2 separate regions of the Mus musculus genome follow, and region 2 is linked to region 1. A link is a contact called in ENCODE POLR2A ChIA-PET data. All regions are on one chromosome and are shown on one strand. Each heading gives the region's core, a stretch centred on a gene start or an enhancer-like site at or near the end of the contact. The rest is flanking DNA. Distances are from core to core; before and after follow the strand shown.

What was found. ChIA-PET counts read pairs that join two places held with the same protein, here RNA polymerase II (POLR2A).
Region 2: POLR2A ChIA-PET joins it to region 1 with 18 read pairs in embryonic stem cell. The contact joins the promoter of Ttc9 here to the promoter of Med6 in region 1. POLR2A ChIA-PET finds 5 or more read pairs at or near these places in 4 of 5 experiments (Patski and embryonic stem cell).

The regions. Positions count from the first base shown.
Region 1 is chr12:81,591,326-81,599,286 of GRCm38, reverse strand. It overlaps Med6 (mediator complex subunit 6), which reads left to right and starts at 4,279. Exons shown (of 8, transcript NM_001347384.1): 1 at 4,279-4,347; 2 at 7,874-7,961. The coding sequence starts at 4,326.
Region 2 is chr12:81,628,425-81,636,385 of GRCm38, reverse strand. It overlaps Ttc9 (tetratricopeptide repeat domain 9), which reads right to left and starts at 5,137. Exons shown (of 3, transcript NM_001033149.3): 1 at 4,585-5,137. The coding sequence starts at 4,981.

The DNA of each region.
Region 1 (7,961 bases), core at 3,030-5,529:
TTTCATTTACTGTTGAACTCTAGGAGTTTATTATTGTCCCAAAGGCCATCATACCATCTGTTCACTTTTACAAGCATTAGCTCAATCAACAAATGTTGCTGAGCACCTTCTGCAGAGGAGAGCCTGTCAGTTACTAAATAATTAACAGGCCAGCGCCCCCTTACCTCAGAAGAGCTAGCTGGCTCTAAATCTCAGCCTTAAAAAGCTAAAGAACCCCTGGTCTATCGGATGCCTTACAAACCTATACAAAATAAACAGATCTTCATTTTCATCTACTCACTGTTGTTACTCCTAAGTTGATTAGTCGCAGCTGGTTTTATAAATCAGTACCCTGAGAGAATGCCTCTGTCTTCTTCACCAGGGTATTAGTCACTATTGCTTTTTAACACTGTCCTCTAAATATTTCAGTTCAATCATTTGTATTAGTGTAGACACCATTTAGTTTCCAATGACTTCCTACTTAGATTCCCTGACTTGAGTCTTATGACCACTTCAAACACTTAAAGCAAGCATCTTTCTAAACCAAAGTTCAATCACATTTATCCTGTTGCCTGTTGCCTGTTGTCAAAGACAGGCTCTGTCACCATATGGTAAACCCAATGGGTGTCAGTGGTATAGCCACTGACAGGGGTCTGCCCAGACATGGACCAGGGCTGCTGCCTGTGGCAGCCAGCAGTTAGAGAAGAGAAAGGGGGAAAATCAAACACTTACACGCATGCGCACACGCACACACACACACACACACACACACACACACACACACACGGGGGGGGGGGGCTTGGTGAGTAGAGCAAGCTCCAACATACATCCACACAAGCTTTGATGGATGGAACAGAGCTCCAACACATTCCCACACAAAATTTACACACATATATACATATATATACCTATATACATATACACATATACAAAGCATTCATATATACACATAGTTGGTAGGTAGAAGGAACAATGTTCCAACAACTTTATTCTTTCTCCCATGGCTTATATGTCCCAGCAAAATCTTTCAAGCATTATAAAATTACAATGTGATTACATTCTAGTTTTCTTCTAGTGAATGACTTCCCCAATACCTTCATAAGAAATAACATTACAGCCGGGCATGGTGGCGCACGCCTTTAATCCCAGCACTCGGGAGGCAGAGGCAGGTGGATTTCTGAGTTCGAGGCCAGCCTGGTTTACAAAGTGACAGAGAAACCCTGTCTCAAAAAAACAAAAATAGAAAAAGAAAAAGAAAAAAAATAACATTACATAGTACAGGTAAACAAATTACGGAGCTGGAGAGATGGCTCAGCAGCTAAGAGTACTGAGTGCTTTTCCAGAGGGCCTGAGTTCAATTTCCAGCAACTACATGGTGGCTCACAACCATGTATAATGGGATCTGATGCCCTCTTCTGGTGTGCCTGAAGACAGCTACAGTGTGCGCATATATATAAAATAAATAAATAAATCTTAAAAAAAAGCAAATTATTCCCAAGAACTCACAAACATTTGTAACTAAGCAACTTATTATAGATTACATAGATTAAGTGTGAGCAAGCAAAGTAGTTTTCTCAGCCAGTTTCTCTTACTGGCAAACAGCAATTTGAGGTTCAAAAAAAGGGGGGATTAATTAGTTCATTATTTATAAAAAGTAATCTTATAAGAATCTTAAAAGAATCACAAATCTAAACTTTTACATAAAAATCAGTGATATCTACTTTAAATCCTCAGAATTAATATACTCATCAGCAATTCTTATTATACTTTTACGCAGAATGCACATATTCTCATCAGTAATCCTATTAAATCATATCAGGACATTGAGGGTAAAAATGAGTATAAGAAATCAGCCACCACCAGCCAGCCTCAGTGAGACTCACGTCAGCCAGGGCTGCCATTGTTCTTGTTCCTTGGCCATAAAATGTTCCTAGGTTACCTTATAAGAGTGTGCCTTTCTGAACTTCAAATTGTTACCTAAGATGTTCTACATCAGAGCCAGTAGCAAAAACATCTCAACCTAGCTTCACTAACAATTTTATTTTTCCAAATATTTTCTAAGGGTGGTGGTCACTGCTGACAATCTATATCTTTAAGTTCTTTCTAGAGTGGTAACTATATCATTAATCTGCTCCAGCAGTAATGCTTGATAAAGAACAAGCACTATTATTGTGAGGGACAGAGATACTGTCCAGTGAGGGGTGGAGTTGCCCTTAGAGTTTTCACAGTTCCTAGATTAAGGGGGCAGTGAGGGCAGCGAGCGGAGCAGAGCTCCTAACAGCATGAAGTCCTCAGGACCTGTGGTCCTCAGGGCGGTGCCACACCCAGGCACACCAATCGTGAATGTTCTAACCTGTGGGCTGCATCACATAAAGCTATTTAGCTATATCCTATAAAACTTGCTGTTTCCTGTTGAAACTGTCCACATAAAAACAAAAGAAACAAAGAAACAAACCAAACAGAAAGCCCTCTGGCAGGGCCCTCGCCAGGCTGCAAAATACAGTGAACTTCTCCAGTCTGGCTTATCATACGTTCTGTGTGTTGCCACAGCCTTTCCTAATCTTCTAAAGACATAAGGAAACAAGATCAGTGAAACAAAACCCAAAAGCTTGCCTTTTCCTGCTGAAACTATCCGAATAAAAACAAAGAAACAAACCAAACAGAAAAGCAGAGCAGTTTGGACACACTTCTTTGTCATTTCCGGTATAAAATCCTAGTTCACAAATTGAAGTGAACAAGAAATATGTTTTCTCTGGATGTGGTGGCCCACACCTTTAATACCAGCACTTGAGAGGCGGAGGCAAGTAGATCTCTGTGAGTTCAAGGCCAGCTTGGTAGCCTAGTCAGCAAACCAAGTTCCAGGACAGCTAAAAAATCTTGTCTTGAAAACCAACGTGTGTGTGTGTGTGTGTGTGTGTGTGTGTGTGTGTGTGTGTGTGATGTATTTATTATGCTGAGAATTTAAAATGTGGAATTCTTTGATCTGTGAGTCGAAAAGTCCCAGTTAAATTAATGGTTCTCCTGCCTTGTTTGTGGATTCTGGTTACATGCTGGGGGAGCCTAGGTAGTCCTTAGTTTTGTGAATTTAGGTTCCTTCCTTCAGGTTTTGGGGTTCTCCTCTCAGTTTCTGTATCTTGTTTGTAAGCATCTCCATCATTTTGCTTTTAGAAAACCACACTAGAGACAGAACGTTCTGTTGTGGGTTTCTATGGCTTCCTCACATCACAGAATTGTTCCCTGCCTTCAAGTGTTTAGACACTACTCAAGGAATTCCTCTTCTCTCTCTCTCTCTCTCTTTTTTGTTGTTGTTTTTTCGTTCCTTTTCTCTCATTTAAAAATTTTATTTATTGATTTATTTATTTATTGATTTATTTATTTATTTATTTATTTATTTATTTATTTATTTATTTATTTATTTATTTTGAGACAGGGTTTCTCTGTATAGCCCTGGCTGTCCTGGAACTCACTTTGTAGACCAGGCTGGGATTAAAGGCATGCGCCACCACGCCCAGTTCCTTTTCTCTTTTTAATCTTGTTAATAATTCACCCCTGAATTCCCTTCCTATCTCTTGAAATTTAGTCATAAAATGCTACAGGTTTTTAACTGGTTTAGGTTTTTAGTTGGTTCAATAACAGGAATAACAAAGTCTCTTGATTTTCTCTGCTTGAGATAAGGTGAAAAACGGAGCTCCTAAGTCTAACAGTTTGTTTTTATACTCATGAGGTTTTTAAAAATACTGTCTCTGTGTGTAGTCCAGGCTGGCCCCAAATTTGTTATGCACTTGGCTCTGCCTCCTGAGAGATGGGATTACAAGTGAAAGCCTTGGTTTAGAGAATTTTAGAATGTTAGTAGTGAGCACGAGGCAGCGCTCTGTTTAACCTCTTTACTTGTAAATGAAATTACTTTCCCCACTGTTTGGGCCTAACGCTTTGCTTATTTTTTGTTTGTTTGTTTTGTTCTGGCTCTGTTACTACAACCTCTGCCAGCTGCAGTTTGGCATCTAAGCGAGGGGGTCATTCTTTATCTTCTTACTCCACAGGTCTACAGGCCCCGCCTTCCCTGCGCCATCCTTCTGCGTGTCCCAATCCCCTCCCCTCCCCGCCGCCACCCTGTGACACGCCTTCTTCTTTCCCGCCCGTGTCCAACGACCAAAGCTCAACCCGGCTCCACCCACTTTAGGTCTCATCCCCGCCCCCAAACACTTTTTTTTTTTCCTGCCGCCGCGCTCCGCGTGAATACTTTTGACCTCCCCGCTAACCGTACGGCCGGCAGCCTCCGCTTCCGTCGCGGTAGTCATCGCCTTTACTGTGCGCCGGAAGGAGGCTCTTATAGCGCTTTTGGAATTATGGCGGCGGTGGATATCCGAGGTAATTAATTTTATGCTCCCCTTACCAGATTGTGGTTTACTGGGGTTTCATAGCTTGCGGAAGTCAGCGTTACCCTCTTTTGTGAGGTCTCTCAAGTTCTTCTGAGTGGCTCCTGGATACCCTAAGGCTCTAATCTAACGAAAAGGGGTCGCGCTTTCCCGTTTTCTGACGAGTCTCTTTAAAAGGGTAGATGCGGAAAAACTAGAAACAATTTAGGGGTTTCTCTCACAATGCTGGGCGTTATGTCGGGGCGAAGGGATAGCTTTTCGGAAGAGAGAAGTGGAATAAGATAAGGGCTGATCCCACCTTATGGGTCCCCGGACAGAAATCCCCGTCTTCTTATTAATAATTTTAAATTTTAGCCTATAATACCTTTCACTTATCATTCATTCAGTGGTTGCCTTCGGCAAGCTGAGCAGTAGAGGTATATTTTCATTGAGTAAGAATAAATAAATGAATGGAGACTCAACCTCTTACTAGCTTCTTGGTCGGGTAGCATTTTGTTTAGCAGTTTGTTTTTGCTTGTGTATATTTCATTCTTCCTCTTGGCAATTTCATACATGTACATAGTGGATTGCTTATTACTTAGATTTGTTAGCGTAATTGTAATGTGTCTGGTGTTTAGAGGAATGGCAGAGAAGCTGGCATAGGGAGGAGATGTAGAAGAGAAGATCTGGAAAGATAAATGTGAGAGAACAGTCAACAGGGACGGCATATTCTGACTTTGTCTTTTTTTTTTTTCATTTACGCATTTCTTTACTAGATCATTTTAGCTGCTGACAGTAGTGTAAAAGTCAGGGATAGAATTAGAAACAAAAAAAGGAAAACAAAACGAAACCAGGGCTTTTCTGGGATGGACAGAAATTAGAGGTAGCTTGGAAGAGTGATGACTGCATTAGTGAGAAGGTTAAATCTGCTTGGTTTTTGGTATATTCTGTTTATGAAGTGATCACAACTTACCTTTTATTTTCAGACTTGACTTTTCATTTCAGTTTTTGTAGATGAATGTCCATGGATACATGAGGCTGTTTAAATTGATTGAGATCTGTGAATAATAAAGTAAGTCATACTTGCCTTGACCTTCAGGCATGGATTGGAAGCATTTAGTGATTATTATGCTCATTCCTGATGAATAAAAACTCACAATTTAGTGGGAGCAGATTATCTGTGATTCTGGTTATGGAATAAGAATTAGTAATAAGGGGGCTAGAGAGATGGCTTAGCGGGTTAAGAGTACTGATTGCTCTTCAGAGATCCTGAGTTCAAATTCCACCAACCACATGGTGGCTCACAACCATCTGTAATGGGATCTGATGCCCTTTTCTGGTCTGTCTGAAGATAGCCACAGTGTACTTGCAATTATAAAATAAATTAATTTAAAAAAAGAATTAGTAATAAAAGTATATAAATTTGCCATGAGAACAGAGAAAATGCCACCATTACTACTGTAACAGTTATTGGGTTACAGTGTGCCAAGCATTTAATGTGCATAATATTGTATGTATAATTATAGATCTTACCTACCTACCAATGGTTAGTTAATAGATATGGACATGAAATGGTTATGCCTGGTAATGGCAGAAAGATAAAACTTTTTTAAGGAAAAAGTTATCGTTTCCTAAAGCAGCTAAAAGAAATGTACATTTTATGGTAAATGGAATTGTTAGTAGGATTAGGAAATTTAAATCATAGTCGTGGTTTTCCCTGTGTTGCTCTTCATTAGCAAAGATGCCTTTTTCCAAAAACATTATTTCCTGGTTTTATATATTGTGACTTTACCCATATATATTTGTGTGTATACACACACACATACACACACACACACATATATATAAATGGTTGGTATTATTTTTGTTAATATACTTCATTTGTTCCTTTTATTTTATTTTATTTTATTTGGTTTTTCAAGACAGGGTTTCTCTGTGTAGCCCTGGCTGTCCTGGAACTCACTTTGTAGACCAGCCTGGCCTTGAACTCAGAAATCTGCCTGCCTCTGCTGGGATTAAAGGCGTGTGCCTAAACGCCCATCATTCCCTCTATTTTAAAACACACAAAGCATGATTTTTTTTTTAAAATTGTTTTAACATGTAACAACTTTTTCTCATTTGATTAATATTTCACGGGATTGCTTGTCACTTTGACCTAGATCTGACTTCTTCAGAAATGGTAAAAGTAGCTGTATAGAAGAGCTGAAGTTTTTCATCCAGTATTATATGTTAGGGTGTTGATTACTTAACTATAATGGTGTTTAGTAGGCACTGATATGAAACATCATCATAGCCAATGCTCAATTAAACTCATTATAGGAAACCAATTTACCGTATCTTTTAAGACAGGATCACATGTAGTCCAAGTTGGCCTCAATCTTTTGATCCACCTATCTCAGCATCCCAGAGTGCTATGACTTATAGGTCTTCATCACTGTTCCTGGATCTACCATATCTTTTTAGAATTTGAGGTTTAATTCTACTCTGAATCTGAAACAGTATGGCTGTAATAGTGGATTTTACCATCTTCCCCTTAACTTTTACAACACTATCCTCTCATCTGTAATAAAAGGCTCCCTAATATTCCCTGTTGATCAGTGGAAGGATCTTTAAACTGGTGGTTGTGGCTGTTTTAATTGTTTTCTTTTCTTTTCTTTTTTTTTTTTTTTTTTTTTTTTTTTTTTTTTTTTGGTTTTTCGAGACAGGGTTTCTCTGTGTAGCCCTAGTTGTCCTGGAACTCACTTTGTAGACCAGGCTGGCCTCGAACTCAGAAATCCACCTGCTTTTGCCTCCCAAGTGCTGGGATTAAAGGTGTATGCCCGGCTCGTTTTAATTGTTTTGAATCAGTTTTCAACACTTAAGAAGTCAGGATTTCTAGGATTTTAATTTTTTGGGTTTTTTTGAGACAGGGTTTCTCTTTGTTGCCCTAACTGTCCTTGAACTTGCTTTGTAGACCAGGCTAGCCTAGAACTCAGAGATCTGTCTACCTCTGTTTCCCAGTGCTGGGACTAAAGATATGCACCACTACCACCGAGTTCTTTTAATACCTTTGTAAATGAGTTTTCTATACTAGGAAATAGTTTTTATTTATTTATTTAATTTATTTTTTTTACTTATTCATTTTATATCCAACTCACTGCCCCCCACCCCACTACCCCTTCCCCCAAGCCTTCCCCTCTCCCCTGCCACTTCTCCTCTGAGCATCTCCCTGGAGCCCCTCTGGGTATCTCCCTGGAAGTAGTTTATACTTCTTTTCTTTGTGGTGAGCCTTTCTTCTTTAACACAGTGCAAAATCCACCTCTTGCCCCATGAAAAATAATTTCCATTTCCCCTTTAAAGTGTTCTGCTTCCCCTTTTGTGCTTTTGTAATTCATTTATCCCTAACTTTACTACTTCCTATGTTTCTTTTTCATATCTGACTTCTATTAGACTGTCACAGTACATAGGGCAGAATAAATCATTCTTTAATTCATAGCACATAATAGGTATTTGTTAAAGTAGGTTATTTCTCTTTTCTAACTGTTTTTTTCCCCCCATAGATAACCTGCTGGGGATCTCCTGGGTTGACAGCTCTTGGATCCCCATCTTGAACAGTGGCAGTGTCCTGGATTACTTTTCAGAAAGAAG
Region 2 (7,961 bases), core at 3,888-6,387, 36 kb before region 1:
GACTGGCTGGCTCTTCATGGTTTGTCTAGCCTGCTTTCTTATATACCCAGGACCAGTATGGGCTAGGCCCTCCCACATCAATCATATGCAGAAGATACCTCAGAGATTTGCCTTTAGGCCAATCTGATGGGAGGGGGAGGTTGTATTTGCTCAACTGAAGTTCCCCTTTCCAAATGATCCTGGCTTATGTCAACCTGACAAAAATCTAGGACAGCTCTGAGGATTATGACCAGTCCTGGCCTATGAGTTCAAGACATGTCTATTAAGACCAATGAAGCTAGTTTCAGAGGACACTATCCCAGGACTTCTTTTGGTATGAAGCTGTTCCTAAGCCTCATCATACTTTAATACTGGGGGCTTCGGCTGAGACCAATCTGATTCTGTCTATCCTTTGGTAAGACACAGGAAATCTCCCAAACATAGCTCTAAATAGAAAATGGCAATAGAACAAAATGGTGCTTGTTGCCGGTCATGAGGAGCACACATTCCTAGCCTTTGGAGCCAATGGCACCTATCCCCACTGCTGCCATTTAAACCTTGGGCATCACTTAAACGTATCAACAAAGCAATGTGTGGTACATCTTGGTAGCCACATGCCCTAACTCAGCCCCCGAAGTCCCAAGAGGAAATGTTCTACCCTCCACAGGTACCAAGGCCCCAGGAGAATCACGTGTCTTGTTCAGTTCAGTAAGACCCACTCATCAGTTAGATGCATGCTTGCTCTGTGGCCTGTAAGGCTCAGATTCCTTGGTCTTCCTGGGCAGGTGAGACTGTTTTGTCTATTAAAATTCTGGAAGAAGAAAATACTATCCCTTTAATCTCCCAGAAAACAAGCCACGCAAAATCCCCATCTATTAGTCCTGCACAGCTAGCCAGAGTCCTCCTGAAAAAATGAAATCTGATCAGAACAGACAATAGCCTGGCACCATTTGCAGACTGTCTCTGTGCACCCTTCTTGGGCTCCTGGGGACATGCGAATGGGTGTTAGACTAACACCTCCTACCTGCTTCCTGGCAGCCCCTGGCTATTACTTACAGGGGGTTATAGATAGATCAGGAGGGCTCATGAGCTTACGTTTTCTCCAGAAGCCTCACCTTAGCCTCGCGTTTGGAGAATAGCAGCCCTTAGCAACACAGCCTAATTCTCTAGGTATTTCTGGGCTATTCTAAGTTCTTTCCCAATGCCAAGCCTCTATCTCTACATATGGCTTTATGTGGAAAGACAGTGCTGTAAGAACCGTATCACCAGGCTGCCCAGGTGTCAACAAAACCCCAATAGAAGTCACCTGCTTTTCTGCCAGGATGAATTTGTTCTTGCCCATCTCTTTCCTGCCAGCCAGCGGTCAGGGGAGAGGACATTTTACGGGCCAGGCTGGACTGTGCTAGCCCTAACTAAAACAACACAAGTCATTTTTCTTTCTATCCAAACATAACTGAAAATGCACACTTAATTTTTTTTTTTTTTGAGACAGGGTTTCTTTATGTGGCCCTGGCTGTCCTAGAACTCACTCTGTAGACCAGGCTGGTCCCGAACTTACAGAGATCTGCCTGCATCTGCCTCCCAGGTGCTGGGATTAAAGACATGTGCTGCCATGCCTGACACACTTACATTTCTTATTTTACATTTAAAATAATCTTCATGAAATATTTTAGTGACGTGTATAAATTCTTTTGAAGTGGGGTTAAAAGCAGGACATGTGACTACATATATATGAGGACAAGGACCCTTGCTTTGTAAACACACACACATATATACACACACACACCACCACCACCACCACAACTAACAACAACAACAACAACATACCATACACATATTCAACACAGATTTCTTTTTTGGTTTTTTTTGTTCTTGTTTGTTTGTTTGTTTGTTTGGTTGGTTGGTTGGTTGGTTTTTTTGAGACAAGGTTTCTCTCTGTGGCCCTGGCTATCCTGGAATTTACTCTATAGACCAGGCTGGCCTCAGACTCAGAGATCTTCCTGCCTCTGCCTCCTGAGTGCTGGGATTAAAGGTGTTCGTAAAACCAGGTTAAACACAGATCTCTTTAGGTGGAGGAGTTAGACGTCATTCTGCATTTCTCTAAATGTTTTGCAGTTTTCTAGAAGAAAACATCTATATAGGTTTCTACTACTTTGATAATCCCATGAGAAAGGATTATTTGCTACTAGGTGGGACTTCTGGGAGAATGGTAACTGATTTGACAGCAATGTCAAGTTTCACCAAAGTGATTTCTGTGTGGAGGCTTCCTGTCACGTGCCGAATTGTCCACACAGGTTGTGGACTTTAACTTTGTCAGAACTGGCCAGCTGGTCATCTTTCACATTCTATGTGAAACCTATGTGAGTCCTCTCAGAGCCTTGAATCACGGCACTGTATGTTTTTCCTTCCTGGTTACCAGGGCCGAGGGCATCCCAAAGAATTTTGAAATGTGGCGTTTGAGAGCCCACCTGAGTCTGGGTACGTGGTAGCAGAAGAGATCCAGATGATGCTGATTTTCTGCATCAAGCTATGATGGGCAGGGCATTGCCTTTGGAGAGGGATGGCTCTGGAGCCTTGGGAGTCTCCTCTGCAAGGTGAATGGCCATATTTCCTTCAGATTGCATATGTATATTTAAATTAGTGTAAGCGGGACATGGTGGTGCACCCCTTTAATCTCAGTGCTCTGAGGGAAGAGGCAGGTGAATATCTGAGTGCGAGTCCAGCTTGGTCTACATAGTTTCAGGCCAGTCAGGGCTATACAGTGAACCCTGTTTCAAAAAAGCAAAAGTGCATGTAGTGTACCTAACTGCACATATGCTACATTGTTAATGTTCATAAGTGATGAGCCCCAGAGCAGGCAGCAGAAGGGAAAGCCCTCTGGGTTTATTTCCATTCTGTCACCAGTGAAGTTTCCCCAAGTGTTTGTGTGGTAGGGACAGAAGGAGAGATTGACCACACCTCTGTCCTCTGACCAGGCAGGCCTGACCAAGGACATACATTGGGTTTCACCATGGAAATACAGCCACTTGTGGGGTGGAGGGCAGGCAGTGCTAGCTATTCATGGGCCGGGTAAATGTAGTCCTAGAACACCCATTACCACTCCAAAATCACTGCATTAGCCATCCTGAGTGCCTCTTCCTCCGCCCTCACAGGCTCTGCCCTTTAACTGTTCATCAGGGCAGTGGCCAAATCCTTACGGGAAACCAGAGGAATCAAGTATCCTTTTATGGATTCACCTATTCCATCCTTCTGTGCCATTATTTTCTCTGGTGCCATTATTTGTAATACTAGGGCCAGTGTCACCATCTCTGTAACTGCCCTTGGTTTACATGTGTAATTCTTAACGTGTGTAAGCTACCTCACACCGTGTCTTCCCAGGCTGGGTTTCACCCTAGTAAAGATGACCTGATAGGGGCATGGCAGCACAGGGGTAGAGCACTTGCCTAAAGATGACCTCAAACATGACAGAATGGGAAGGCGGAGGGAAGCTGGTGCTCAATGCCCAAAGCCAACACAGCAGATCTACATTTCTGAATGGACCATAGTTGTAGTCTTTCAACCTCCAGATGCATCCATCGTCACCCCGCCCCCACCCCCTAACAGGCCATACTTAGTTCAAGCAACTTTCAAGGTTAGAAATGAAGAAATGCCTTTTATTCTAACAGAGAGAGGCTTGACTGTGCCCCAAACCATACACACTAGGTGGGAAAAGTAGAGGGTGGTTGCGTCACTGTAAGGCAGTTGTTTATATCGCTGTTTGCCACATTTCGCAGGAAGTCCTTCGAAAGCCTCAGCGTTTTCCTTTTTTACAGACTTTACATTTTCTATAATGCACACACACACACACACACACACACACACACACACACACACACACACTTAGCCTCATCCCTAAAGCACACCATGGAAGTACACCTTCAGCCCAACAGAAGAGCCTTAGGCAGGAGACTAAGAATTCAGCAGGGCTAAGGACCAACCATGAACTCAGAGCCCTGAGACTGCTGGAGCAAGACCCGGAGAGAAGAAAGTAGCATTTTGGAATCCATTTTACTCAGGACATCCTGAAAAAAAAAAAAAATCCCCTTTGCTACTGGGGCAGGAGAACTTGAGGGAAGGCCTGTTTCCATCTGGTTACTTAAGGGAAGACATAGGTCAACTTTAAAGCCAGTGACACCCGAGTGAGACAGACAGGTGCATGAGCTAGCCTTAGAGCCCATGGCTTGTGCGGTATCTCTGGCTTCTTCTATCTCTTCAGTTTGAACCCAAGTGAGCAGTAGCAGTCGCTGACAGGCCCGCTGGGTCGCCCTCTGTCTGCCCGGTCATTTATAGGCAAGATTCACCATGTTTGCAAGGGAAGAGACTCAAGATGACTATGGCCTTTGGAAGACATCATCTTGAAAGTCACACTTTTTCTCAAGCGCCTCCCTCCCAGATCTCCCCAGAGCACCACTGTCACGGGAGGGAGTCTGCACCGCGGTGTGCCTCAGCGGCGCTCTGGGATCCAGAGAGACTAGGTTGGGAAAGCTGGGGACGGGACGCGTGGCCGGGCGGGGCCCCTGGAGGCCCGGGGAAGGAGAGGAGGGGGTGCGGCGGGGCGCGGCTTACCTGCCAGGCTGTTGTAACAGTCGATCTCAATGGCTTCAACCGTCTTGCTCTGCTCCTCTGAGAGGCGGCTGGATTTGGGAACCCCTGCCGAGGAGGCTGGCCGTGCGTCCCGCTCCTCTTGTGACGGCAGCAATCCCTTCAGCTCCAGCAACGCCCGGTGGTATTTGCCGATGGCTTCGCGGAATTTCTTGTCCTTGTAGCACTGCGCCCCTTGGCTCTTGAACTCGTGTGCGCGCCGGATAAGCTCCGCGGGCTCGGCCGCCGTTCCAGCCTGGCCCCGCTCCGGGGCTCCTCCGCCGCTCGGGACGCACGGCGGCGGCACGGGCCGCGGTCCCTCACCCAGCGCAGGCGGGCTAGGGTTCCCCGAGGATCGGGCCGCCAAGCCCTTCCTCTCCATCCGGCCGCCGCCCGCGCCTAGAGCGCGTCGCGATCCGGGCTTTAAAAGCGCGGAGCGCTGGCTTCGCGCCCCGCAGACTCTGCCGCGGCCGTTACCCTGGGCGCCGCGCGCTTGCCCCGCACTCCCATCCTTTTCGCCAGCCGCCCGAGGCAGCTCCCTCCTCCTGCGATCGCTCCCCTCCCAGCTCCCTCCCCCGTTCCCTCGGCGCCCGCCCTCGTCCCCGCCCTTTTCTGCTCCCGCAACCTGTCCCCGCGGGCTACCGGACCCTGTGCGAGCCTGGCCGTGGTGCAGGGGACAACGGGCCCGACTGGGGTGGTGGTGATTGTCGCTGACCCGGAAGAAGCTGGGCTTGCTCAAAGGAGGGGAAGATTAGCGACAAAGAGGGCCCCCTGGTTCCCATTCATCCAGCCTTCCGAGGCGCGCCGTGGCCAAAAGAAGCTATGGGGGAGGGGTGTGTGTGTATGGGAAGGACTGGGAGGGGGGGGGGTCACCTCAATAGCTTTCTTTAGGACTAAAGAGAAAGGTGCGCCAGGGAGCAAGGAAAATAAGCAGGTGCCACTGCTTGTTTTGTTTGCAGTAAGACATTACTATTTTAGGTGGCAGAGCCTCGCTTTTGTGGATCCAGGTTGTCGCTGAGGTGTGTCTCCCGGGCGCCCAGGACACCGGGTGCACGTCTGCGTGCCTGGCGTTGTATTCCGGGAGACTGTGTGTGCTTACGCTATGTGCGTGCGCAGCTATGCAGAATGAATCACAGAAGCGGAGATGGAAACACCTGTTACTGTTGGTCATCAGGCTTGGCGGGCACAGGGTTCCAGTTTCCATTACTGGACAGTTACGCACCCTTCCTGGGGAGGCTCCTTCTTTCTTTCCCTCTGTCAGTGAGAGTGTCAGCTGTATGCAGGAGATTGGCTGAGCCACACACAGGCAGATGAAAATAGGCAAGTTACAGCCCCCCCCCCCCCACCACACACACACCAAAAGAACCCAGTTTACTGCTGGAAGATACAATTCCCACTAGCAATCACAGAAAGCGCTGTGGAGCCCTGGGAATTCCTTACAGGGTAATAACATTTGAAGACCCCCCAAAGGATGGGCACAGGGAAGGAGTAAAATACCAGACAAAGCAAGAAAGCTCTCAGAGCTGTAATGTTGGACACCTCAGACATATTTAAGGCCTAAAGGTTTGACTTTATGGCTTTCCAAGTGAGAGGGATGCCAGGGGTTTCTGAATAAAGCATTTGGATTTGGGTTTATAGGCAATGAAGAGGATAGATACATTTTTAGTGATATTAAGGGAACGAAAAGATGCTCTTAATGTGATTTTCAAAGGGTGTTTCCCAGATCCGCAGCATCAACATCTTCTGGAAATTATTATATGCAAGCTCTAAGGACATAGTCCAGATTGTCTAAAACAGGACCCTAGCCTTGGATCCAGCAATCGGTGCTTCTGTAGCTCCAAGAGGAGCTCAGAGACAGTGCTGTGAAAACTTCCTACTCAGGTTTTGGACCAGCAGAATGAGCATCACTGATGAGCCTGCAAGAAGTGCTCCGGGTGCAAGACTGCCAGCCCACTGACCCAGAAGTTGCACTTTAACAAGATTGACATAATATGGCCACACCCGCTGTTCTGCACTAGAAGTTTAGGAAAGTATAAAAAACTGTTAACAAAAGCCTCAGCGTATACATAGGGGTACCCGGAGACTCTTACTCAAAGTTTTGTATTTCTGCTTAACAAATGTAAGCGGTATGGGTCAATGTTTAAAATTTGTTTCCTTCTTTTTAAACTTTCACGTTTCATGGAATTAAATATTCTTTTAGTGCTTCCCTCTTGCAGTTCTGGGGATTGAACCTGGGGATTCATGCAAGCAAGTGCTCCACAGCTGAGCTGGGCCCCCATGCCTTATTCTCATGGCTATATAATAGTCTATTGTAGGTATGTACCTTAAAGTACAGAGCCAGTTGTTTTTGTATCCAGACGGCTTTTTATATTACGTTATGCACTATTGTGGATAATACTAAATGAAGTGAACAATAGTAGATATCAAATACCTGGTGCTTACATCGTACCAGGGACTGGGTTAAGCACTTTGCATACATGTAACCTTCATAACAATCTAGTGAAATAAGTAGTTACTCCAATTTTGAATACCACATGTCTTAGGGTTTCTATTGCTGTGAAGAGATACTCTGACCATGACAACTCTTATAAAAGAAAAGATTTAATTGATGCTGGCTTACAGTCTCAGTAGTCCAGTTTAGTCCATCATCATCATGGCGGGACACATGGTGGCATGCAAGTAGGCATGCTGCTGGAGACAGAGTCAAGAGTTCTCTATCTTGATCTGAAGGCAACCAGGAAGAGCCTGTGCTCCACACTGGGTGGACCTTGAGCATATATGAGCTCTCAAAAGTCTGCCTCCACAGTGACACACTTCTTCCAACAAGGCCACACCTCCGAATAGTGCCACCTCCATGGGCCAATCATTCACGCCCATGAATCTATTTGGGCTATTTCTTTTCCTCCACAGCATGTTACAGAGACTTGTCAAGGTTGTACTCCCAGTAAGTAACAAGCCTGGTATTTAAACCCATGTAATCTGTCCTTGGAAGCTCTTACATTATTCTTAATCTCTTGCATTACTCGTATTTATTTTTTGTTCTTATTTACTTTTCTGTCAGGAAAATTGGTTAATTTTTAAAGTAACCTCCCCCACACACACACACCGTGCTGAGGGTCAAACCCAGAGCCTCATTTGTGCTAGGCAAACATTCTACCACTGAGCCATACACCCAGCTCAAGAAAGTCCGTCAATTTGCTCTTTTCTCCCCCGTGAGTATGTGTGTGGTATGCATGAGAATGTGTGTGTTTCTCTGTGCGTGAACACATATGTGTGTAATGCCAGTGCACTTGTATGTGGAGACCTGAGGTTGATGTTGGGAGTCTTCATTGATTGCTCTCCATGTTTTTCATGGAAACAGG